Regions from separate parts of the Homo sapiens genome. Here region 2 is linked to region 1. A link is an interaction called in ENCODE POLR2A ChIA-PET data of the cell type or tissue named here. Cell type or tissue: Panc1. All regions are shown on one strand. Links, peaks and the distances in the headings refer to the core of each region. The heading gives the core; the rest is flanking DNA.

Region 1 (5,550 bases), core at 731-4,730:
TTACGTTTGCTCCCTTTCTTTTGTCAGTTACAGTTTGTATTGCAAACCAGCCACTTATGGACTTATTTCACCTGTCTTTGAACTGTAAGCTCCTTAGGGACAGAGCCTTGATATTATTATTTGTATTGCCTTATAGAAAGCTTTGCATGCAGTAGGCACACATTGGTACTCATTGAGTAAATGGTGTCATTCATATTAATTTAAATAATCATCACAATAATTAAAGGCTGGGGAAATCTATTATAGTGGAATAATTTAAAATTTTAAAATAAATAACCAGAATCCCTAAGAAACCATTTTTATTTGCTTGTTTGGTTAATTTGGCAACTACCTTTCTTAATATAGTTAAAGTATTGCTTTGTATAAAATATACACTTGAAATAATTAGTAAATAATCGTTAATGTTACAACTGAATGTATTAAAAATATATTAAACATATTTTAAAATAATCATAAAAGTCATACAGTAATAAAATTTTTAGATCAAATTGATTTTATATGATTTTAAAATTCAGGAATATTCAGAAAATCTTATTTAGCCAATACTTTTCTTCTGCAATTTTTACTTGGACTGATAGGAGCTAATCAAACATGTTTTATTAGATTATAAAAGTAGTATGAAGAAAAGGGAATTATACTAGAAATAGGACACTTGGCTTTTAATCTTTATTTTGTAATTAACTGGTGATGTGACTAGAGCAGTTACTTAACATCTCTGAGACACATATTACTAAAATGGAATGATGGTAGACTGATAGTCTATGGTTTTGCAAAGTGTGGATGTTGGTGAGTGAGGTAAAAGAATTGTCTTTGATACTAGCTGCAGTCTTCTGATGTATATAATAAATAATTAGAATAAGATGCAGAAAACAAAGCAAGTTTTACAAAGTGATTTTAATTCTAAATGGAAGTGATACAGTTGTTAAGATGTTTTATTCTTGAAAATGATGTGAAATTGGACTGGGCACAGTGACTTGTGCCTGTAAAGCCAGCACTTTGGGAGGCTGAGGCGAGTGGATCGCTTGAGCTCAGGAGTTAGAAACCAGCCTGGGCAACATCACAACAGCCCATCTCTAAAAAAAAAAATACCAAAAATTAGCCAGGTATGGTGGCATACAACTGTAGTCCCAGCTACTTGTGAGGCTGAGGTGGGAGGATTGCTTGAGCCTGGGAAGTTGAGGCTGCAGCAAGCCGTGATCACTCCATTGTACCCCAGCCTGGGTGACAAAATGAGACCCTGTCTCAAAAAATAAAAAAGGATGTGAAATTGGTTTTTTTGAACTTAGGATGAAACACCTACATACAACACCCAAATTACGAAAGAAATATTTGTAATTCTGATTTCTTTAACATAGGCTTCTCCATCATTTCCTCTGGGATGAACATAGCTTTTTTTTTTTTTTTTTTTAACAACTCAGCTACATGTACATCTTCCTCAGTGGAACAGTCATCCTCTAACAAGAGTTTCTATAATGTGAATGCACAGCAAACAATAGTCTCCTTAATTTCCATTATAAAAGTTTTATACCACCAGAAGTAAGACGATATAATATCTTTCAACAAATATCCCTGGAATAATTGCATATTCATATGCAAGCAAAAGAACTTCAATTTATACCTTGTATCATATACCAGGATTAATTCAAATTCAGTCATAATCCTAAATGTAAAATTTAAAATTAGAAAACTTCCAGAATAAAAAAACAGAATATTGTGTTAAGTAATATTTTTTAGATATAATATCAGAAGTATAATCCACAAAAAGACAAATTACTTACATTAATGTCGTTATAATTAAAAACTCCTGCTCTTCTATCGAGCAAATAAGAGAGAAACCACAGAATGGGAGGAAATATTTACAAATAATAAATTTGATAAAGGATTTGTGCCACCATATATAAAGATATCTCAAACTACACAGGAATACAACTCAGCAATAAACATAAATGAATTTGACACAAACTACAATGTTGATGAATCTCAGAATAATTAGTCTGAGTGAATGAAGCCGGGCAAAAAAGAATACCTACTAGATGATTCAATTTATGTAAAATTCTAGAAAATTTAAATTAAAATATGAGAACAGAAAACAGATCAGAGATTGCCTGAGGATGGGTGAGGAGTGGTGAGAAGTAAGAGCTACAAAAGAACATAAGGAAACATTTAAGAGAAATTAATATGTTCATTATCCAGATTGTGGTGGTTCCGTGAATGTGTACAGATGCCAAAACTTACCAAATTGCACATTCTTACTAAGTACGGTTAAGTACAGTAAATTGTACTCTAATAAAGCAATTAAACTTTTTATGAAGTGAATTTAAAACATAAGAAAACTTTTTAAAATTTCCTTACATATTTCAGCTCATTCTGATTACTCCTTGTACCATACTGTAACAAAGTTAATATTAAAAAACGGAACAAACCATAGTCCCTCACTTTAAAGAGCTCAAAACAGTGGAGCACTTCCACTTTTGACTAGCAGGCTAGTGAGCTAGGTGCTTTAAAAATGATATAATGCTACAATGAAAATAGATTCTAGATAAATTATAATTTGTTTCTTACCCAGAAACAATAGACTAGCACTCAATAGTGTAAAAAAAAAAACAAAAGGAAACATACAAATAGATAAATGAACACACAGATGAAAGTAGAGCCATGAGCTATAGATGACTTTAAAAGCATGAAGAGGTGGAGGCCAACCTTTGAGCCCCATGAATGGTTGAGAATACATACCTGAGAATCTTCAGTTTAAGTTGTGAACTTAAGACTCTTCCAACAGGCCTAGACCCTTGAAGAGAGTACCCCGATAGTGATGATATGGGGTAGAAAAAAAATCCACTAAAAAATAGATCTTACCAAGAAATTGGTAATTTTCAAGGTGACTACAGGGGAAAATATTAATAATTCTCTTTACAGAAAATTTATAGCTAGTAGCCTGCTCTCATACAGGTCTGGTGTTCAAATATTCGCTAATTATTTAGTCAGGGAAACCCCAAGCTTACATTGTGTTCCACAAAATATGTTCTCCCAATAAGAAAATACATTACCCAACATAGGAGGGAGTAAACCATCATAATTGAGCGTCAGAAGAACAATACACAATTTCTCATATTGAAATTACAAGGTAAACCGTAAGGAATTATTTTTCAAAAGTGTAAATTATAAAACATAGAATGAAAAATAACAAGGGTATTGGTAACTATTTAAAATAGGTAGATACTTTTCTAAAGAAATATATATTTTATATGCAAATATGCAATTAATAAACTGACAAGAAAATCAGTGGATGCATTGAATAACAGGTTACAGCCCCCTGAAAAAAGGAATAATAAGCTGAAAGATAAAACTGTATATCTCTTATAAATGATGACAGAGAAACAATAATATGGGGAATTTTTTAAAAAGTTGTGAGACTTAAAGGGTACATTGAGAAAGTTTGTCATATATCTAATGAGAATTCCAGAAAAATGAAGAGAATGGGAAGAACCAATATTCAAAGTGATAAATGCTGGAAATATTATATAACAAATAGAAGTATAGACCAAATATAAAAATCACTATGTATACCAAGCAGAAAGAAGTAAAAGAAATCTATATGTAGATACATGGAGGAGAAACTTCAAAATACAAAACAGAACAGAGAAGATCAAAATAAGAGGAAAAAGACCAACACACACATACAAGGGAAGGGTCTTCAAAAAATTCATGGAAAATTCATATTATGGAAAAACTAGGCATAGATTTCAAAAATTTTTTGCACTAAAATAAACTAATTCTAACTTGCTATAACTTATCTGAACAGGATCTAGTTTGATGCACCGAAAAGAATAAGGCATCAGTTTAAAAAGATCCCTTATCAGAGCTACATGAATTCTGCTAAAGTTGAAGCAAGAGCAAATATCAAATTTATGAAGCTTGAGCAGAAGAATGGTGCAATCATTGATGCCTTACAGAAAGTTTATGGGGACAATGCCCCAAAGAAATCAGAAGTTTACAAACGGATAATTCTTTTTTTTTTTCTTAATTTGTATTTTTAATAGAGACAGGGTTTCACCGTGTTAGCCAGGATGGTCTCGATCTCCTGACCTCGTGATCGGCCCTCTTCGGCCTCCCAGAGTACTGGGATTTCAGGCGTGAGCCATCGCGCCCAGCCAAACTCGTTTTTTTTTAAGTGACAAGAAGTTGAAGATCAAGTCCACATAGGCAGACCATCCACATTCGTTTACAAGGAAAAATTCATCTGATTTGTGCCTTAATTGAAGAGAACCAACAATGAACAGCACAAACAATAAATAACACCATTAGACATCTCAGTTGGCTTATGTTACACAATTCTGACTGAAAAATTAAAGTTGAACAAACTTTCTACTTGATGGAGCCAAAACTATTGGACCAGATCAGCTCTAGACAAGAGCAGAGCTTTCAATGAAAATTTTAAACAAGGGAAATAAAAATAATGAAGCATATCTTTAAAGAATTTTGAAAGAAGATTAAACAATGCTCTATAAGCATGATCATGATCCTGAACACAGAGCACAATCAAAGCAATGGCTACCAAGAAGTGGAAGTGGTCCAGGCAAAGCACAAGAGCAAAAGTCAAGAGTAAAGATTATGGCAAAAGTGTTTTGGGATGCTCAAGGTATTTTGCTTGTTAACTTCCTGAAGAACCAAAGAATAATAACATCTGCTTAATTATGAGAGTGTTTTTAGAATGTTAGCCTAGTGTTTAGCAAAGAATCTTCCAGGAAAGCTTCACCAGAATCTTTCTCTACCATGAAAATTCTCCTGCTCATTCCTCTCAAAAAAGGCAATTTTGCAAAAGTTTCTGTGGGAAATCATTAGGCATCCACATGGCAGTCCTGATTTGGCACCTTTTGACTCCTTTTTTTCCTTAAAAGTCTTAAAAAAAATATTTAAATGGCACCTGTTTTTCTTCAGTTAATAATGTATAAAAAGACTGCATTGACATGATGAAATTCTCAGGACCCTCAGTTCGTTAGGGATAGAATAAGTGTCTGATATCATGACTTATGAAATTGTCTTGACCCTGATGGACAATTATTAAGAACTTTATGTGAAGAAATAAAGTTTATATTTTTTATCTTTTAATTCAATTTTTCTATGAAAATTTTGAAGTTCTGTCATTTGTATGTATGTGTATACATATATGAATACAAATAAAATTTGAGTGACAGATGATTTTTCAACAGCCATGAACCAAGGTAGTAGTGTTCAAGTTATGTTCTGAGAAAAAAATGAAGTGCCAGCCTTGTATTGTATCCCTGTAATCTATCTTCAGAAAACAGAACAAAATACAATTATTTTCAGATAAAAATATATTAAGAGATCTGACCATAATGATACTCTTGAGAAAAAGCTTCTAAGGGGTGCACCTTATTAAAAAAGACAATGACCCTAAAAGTAGGAAAAAAGTTGGCAAATATATAATTAAATCCATGTAAATAGTCTCTGTAGGGTAATAAAAATAATGTCTACAAAGCAAAGAAAACACACAATAAAATGCTAGACGGCAGTATTTTTTTTTAGTAG
Region 2 (5,550 bases), core at 807-4,806, 610 kb before region 1:
GGAAGAAGCTGCTAACAAGGTCCATAAAGTGTTCATTTTTATTATTTAAAAATATTTAGTATTAAGTGCCTACTAAGTGACACTGTTAAGTCTCAGGCACTGTTCTAGAGATTTGGGATACATAAATGAACAAAACAAGAATCTCTGCTTTCTTAGAGCTTACATGACAGGTGTCACGTATCATACTCATCATGTACCACATGTATTTATGGTCCCTGTCAACATGCAGTTATGGCCTGTAATATATCTGGAGCATTTACACACCTGGGAAGGTTCTTATCCTCACATCCTCATAAGCTGGGGTAGTCAGACAATGGAAAGTGTGGGCTCCTGGCTCAACAGAAAACCATACTAGGAATATATGCTCAAATAAAACATTGCATATTTGGTGGCTACCTGTTTTGTGATACTTTTTGTGTTTAGCAGGCCTTCAGTGGTATATGTAATATCATACCCTCTTTATGTGACATTGTAGAAAATGTGTTTTGCATCTCAAATAATTGAGTTACAATTAAACATTTGGAACACATACATTGAAAATTGTGCACTGTATATGTACATCTACACAATGTATGAGTGTGTTTACTCAAGTGTAAACATGTAGTCACAGAAATATAGCAAAAGCAAGATAGAAGCTATTTATTAAACACATACTTATTGTGTACCTATTCTCTATAAACTTGGTGGTGGAGTCTTTCTCTTAGTGATAGAAATGAGAAATGCATAGTAGTTGGGTTGAAGAGTTTGTTTCAAAATCTGACTTTGATGTTTAGGATACAACTTGCTAGTTGTATAATCTTGAGGAAGTCATTTAACCTTTTGAGCTAATTTCCTTATGTGGAAATTTGGATACTAGCCTCTAAGTTATAGTACCTACCATTGTTAGGATGAAATAAGATGATATTTATGAATGGCACTGAGCTCTTAATAAAGGCTGTTTTTAAAAAGTAGAAACAGATCCTTCCTTAAATGAAGAATAAAACACATGCATCTATTACTCCTGTAAGAGACAGAAAGAGACACAGATAAATGGATGCTGGCTGATTATCAGGATGTGTGATGGACCAGGAGTGATGAAATTTGCTGGAGGAACAGACATTTGAGCAGAGTGGCATTTTTACATGAGAAGATGGATAAGGTTAGTCTAGACTGAAATAAGATCATGAGTGGCTGGGTGCGGTGGCTCACCCCTGTAATTCCAGTGCTCTGGGAGGCCGAGGCGGGTGGATCGCGAGGTCAGAAGTTCGAGACCAGCCTGGCCAACATGGTGAAACCCCGTCTTTACTAAAAGTACAAAAATTAGCCAGGCGTGGTGGCGCATGCCTGTAATCCCAGCTACTTGGGAGGCTGAGGCAGGAGAATCACTTGAACCAGGGAGGCAGAGGTTGCAGTGAGCCGAGACCGCACCATTGCACTCCTGCCTGGGTGACAGAGCGAGACTCCGTCTGAAAAAAAAAAAAAAAAAAAGGAAAATCAGTAAAGTGAGCTCTCATGTAGCACATACAGGGAAGTTTAAATAGTTTAGCCACCCTTGTGTACCCATCCTTTATGTTGAGAATATTATCTATGTCTTCTCAGTGTATGCTATGTGATTTAAGATACTAACTTTTGATCTGAGACTGCAGTCAGTTCACCCAATGACCAGACTCCAAAAGGAGGTGATTTTTGAACATTTAAATTCAGAAGAATTACCTGATTTCTAACTGTCAGTATCACATCTTTGCTCTTCACACTAATGGCATAATTTAACATACACATAACAATTAGTTTAAAAATGAAAAGTATTCCAAAATATTCATCAGAATGATAGACAGTCAACAATAATCCAACTTCTTAATGGTCTTAAGAGTTTGTAAAATATGCAATAAATTTACATGGTAACCTTATGGGCTAATTCCAGGCCCAATTCATCTTAGATACATGGAGTCCTCTTCTGCTTTCTTCTCCAGCCTCCTATGCCATGATCCCCACCTTCCCCTTCAACACACACACACAGACACAGACACACACACACCTCACTGGCCTCCAGCCACTCAAAGCTAGTCGGGGCTCCTGGGACTCATCTGACTTGTTCATGCTTCCATGGCTTTGCAAAGATTTCCTCTCTGCCTGGAATACCAGTCCACTCTCCCCTCTGCTAGCTTAAGGCACCAGCTTCTCTTTCCTGATCAGCTCAAATGCCCTGATGCTTAAAATGAAAATAGTTCTTTATTCTACCTCTGTACCCTAGTTTCAGCACTTGTCACCAAATACTGTCATTAAATTTGTTTCTGACCATCTTCCCTGTTATGTTATGAGATCCCTCAGGGAAAGGCTTATGTTTTAGAAAATTCTTACATAGCCTAGACTTATATAGTAGACATTTAGAAAATATTTATTAATTGAATAAATAAATGAAAAAGATTGAAATGATATGGGACCTGACATTTCTACACCCAGAGTAATTGAATTCAGTTAAGCACACACTATGGGATAAACCAACCAACGGGGAGAAACTAGGAGTGAGGATGAGGAGAAAAATGGGACAGTTCTGATTTGTCTTTTCCAGGCTATTTTGGAGAAAAATTATCCAACTCCTGAAAGAGTGAGTCTCGAATTGTGGCTGTATATTGGATTCACTTGGGGAGTTTATAAACATCCTTTATAAACAGGATGCCTTGGTCTCAGTTGTAGAGACTTTGATTTAATTGGTGTTCACTGTGGGCTGAGTGTTAGCTTCCCAGGTGATTCTCATGAACAGACAAAATAGTCTCACAGTCCTCATCACAGATTTTTCTTAGTACTTCTCTGAGAATGAAAGTAATGTGGGTAGCAACACTGTGGCATAGAGAGAGAGAGAGAGAGAGAGTGTGTGTGTGTGTGTGTGTGTGTGTGTGTGTGTAAAAAATTATGCAATTCCTAATCCTAGGTCAAGGAAGTGGATTAGTGGTATACAGGTTATAAAGGTGCTTTTGAATTTATTAATATTTTAAAATTTCAAAGTGCAAATCTAAAATAAATAAGAACGATGTTTATTAAGTACATTTATAAGTAGCCCACCCAAAGAAGTCATTTTAAAGTCAAATTCTCCTGTCAGTGAGTTTTCAAAGTCATTTAGCTTTTGCTTGAAAGTTGATTCATTTTTAAGCTTCTAATTTTGGGCTAAATAAACACACAAGTAGATTATCTAGATAATTGAAGCCAAACCTATTTTAGACTCTAATTATCCCCACTACTTCAGGTGAAAGTGAGCCTTTACTTTGAATTACTTAGCTAATTGAGGACAAAGCACAGTTTTGGTCTGCTTTCTCTGGATAATTGACAAGTATCATTGCAGCTTTAATGTCTTCATTTTCTGGAGGAACCTGTAGGTGACACATTGTTGTGATGGGAATGTCAGCTTATAGCTAGCTAGTACTAATGCTTCATGATCTGGAGTTTTTCTGAAATATAAGAAGGGAATTTATACAATTAAATCGTGAAAAGTTGCTTTTAAACAAGAACATTGGTTGCATGATCCTATATTCCAATCCTTGATCCAGTTGAATACTTTGGGCCTCATCCAAGATTGCCCAGAACCAATGATGGGCTCTGATTCTCTTCCCCTCCACCAAAGCCTGAAATCTCTTGGCATCAAGACTAGGTTTAAACTGAATCAAAGGCTGGGGACTGAGATGCCCCGACAGGACAGAATTATTTTTATTTCTATTGTTGTGTCAATGTGGAATGTATGAGAACATTTTTTTTCTTTATTTAAACTTTTCACATGGTAGGAAAAGTCTGTTGGAGCAACAGTCCTCATTTCAAAGGTCATTAGTGTGCAGAGTATTTTCTTTCTTTACTGTACTCTCCACAAAAGGGACAAAAAGCCATGAGAACTTGTTGTATGTTCTGCTATCCTTAGAATGCAGTAGAGAGTAGACCCATCTTGGACCCTGTCTATGATAAAAACATTTGGAGATCCTTATTATTATAATTGTAAGGTTCTGAGGAGTATGGCAATCTTTGAGTGGAAACAAATACAAAAGAGAAGTAGATATTTGTGGGAACAATTCACATCATAGCACAAACTGCTAAATATATTCTTAGAACTGATGATACTTTAATAAAAGTCTAGTAATACCATCTGAAACTGTATTTTTAAATATTATTTTATTTAAATACACTTCCATATGTCTTCTCTAAATTCAGTATAAAAATAGGAACTGATGTAGGTTGTTTGCTCTTGTGTAGTTATCTTCAAAATTAGCTATTTTTTATCCCCATTTACTAAAAAATAATGACTCACCAAGAAGTGTGCAATCCATAGCTACATAAATTGAAATGAGATCTTTTAAGACATCATCCTCAGCTTATTGATGTTGTGGTTATATTAATAAGTTCGCTAATATTTCAAGGCTTTCAGTCCCTTTGGGTTTTCCTGTGTATGTCTCCAAGAGCTTGGCTAATGTGGCTTGTTCCTGAGAAATGAAGGCAGTCTTGGTTTTTGTAATCTTCCTTCTGGTTTCTGAGACCTTCTGAGTACCTCTCCCTCTTCCCCTTAAAGATAACTAATCCCATTTAAGAAATCAATATGGGTGATGTGAGTCTAAGAGTGGTTAGGTTAAGGACATTAAAACCAGAGAAAACCCTTTCACTTTCCCGTAACACCCCCTATGTTAATTTAAAGTCAAAGTTAGGAAAGAGTCCAGAGTCATCTGGGCCGATCATCATACTGTTGGTGCCCATGGGTCGCCTTAAAAGAAAACCCTTTGGTAGCATTTTCCAGTTTGTTTTTAAGGAAATGGGGCTTTGAAAATAGTGATTCCAGATACATCTGTGGGAGCTTGTACACGGGTGGTGAGTGATGGGCTAGTGATTATGATAAAAGCTAATTTACTGAGTAAACTGTGATAGATACTTTTCAAAGCACTTTATATGCATTGACTCTTTAATCCTCATAACAACCTTATGAGGCAGGTACTATTATAATCCTTATTTTACAGATGAGGAAAATGAGAGGTTAAGTAAATAGCCCAAGGTCAACAGTGAGTAAATGCAAGAGATGGAATTCAAACCATAGTATCTGCTTTTCAGCACTTTACAGTGCTATTACTATGCCATGCTATGCTTTTCTAGAAGAAGACAGACTATTTTAGTTACTGGAAATAAGAATATTTTTCAGAGGTCTTATTTATGGTACAGCTGTCTGTGTAAAACCTGACACCCAAGGACACTTTAAAGCTCTCTATGTGATTATCTGACATCAAAGCATTGTAACCCCATAGGAACACTGAAAGTTGAGGAATTGCATTGAAAAATTAGAATCCGTATGCAGCAATACGAAGGTTTTTACTTTATTAGAAGTAAATTGACTAGTGAGGAATTCAGAATCGTCGTTCAACTGCTGACTTCCTATAAACCAAGAAAACGTGATTTCTGAAACTGATAATAGCATGCAGAAGCAGTTAGAGAACTGAGGGCTAGATTGTAATGCCTTATGTTTTATTTTATTTAAGAAATGGTACCTTCTCCAGGAAAAAAAAAAATTCTGTAACTTAAGAAAATAAGTTTTTGAGCATAGAAGTCCAG

Evidence for each region. ChIA-PET counts read pairs that join two places held together with the same protein. Peaks named below come from ENCODE experiments on the same cell type or tissue, not always from the same donor. Only the 100,000 strongest peaks of a DNase experiment are listed, where the experiment ranks them.
Region 2: POLR2A ChIA-PET joins it to region 1 with 6 read pairs; 2 of 35 experiments call an interaction of 5 or more read pairs at or near these places.

Annotation. Positions count from the first base shown.
Region 1 is chr6:140,304,677-140,310,226 of GRCh38, forward strand. No RefSeq gene overlaps it. Among named protein-coding and RNA genes, the nearest start is that of MIR3668, 100 kb to the left of the region's middle. In Panc1, for the core only: no CTCF peak of the experiment used is centred there; no DNase peak of the experiment used is centred there.
Region 2 is chr6:139,690,590-139,696,139 of GRCh38, forward strand. No RefSeq gene overlaps it. Among named protein-coding and RNA genes, the nearest start is that of FILNC1, 78 kb to the right of the region's middle. In Panc1, for the core only: no CTCF peak of the experiment used is centred there; no DNase peak of the experiment used is centred there; H3K27ac peaks cover 3,115 bases.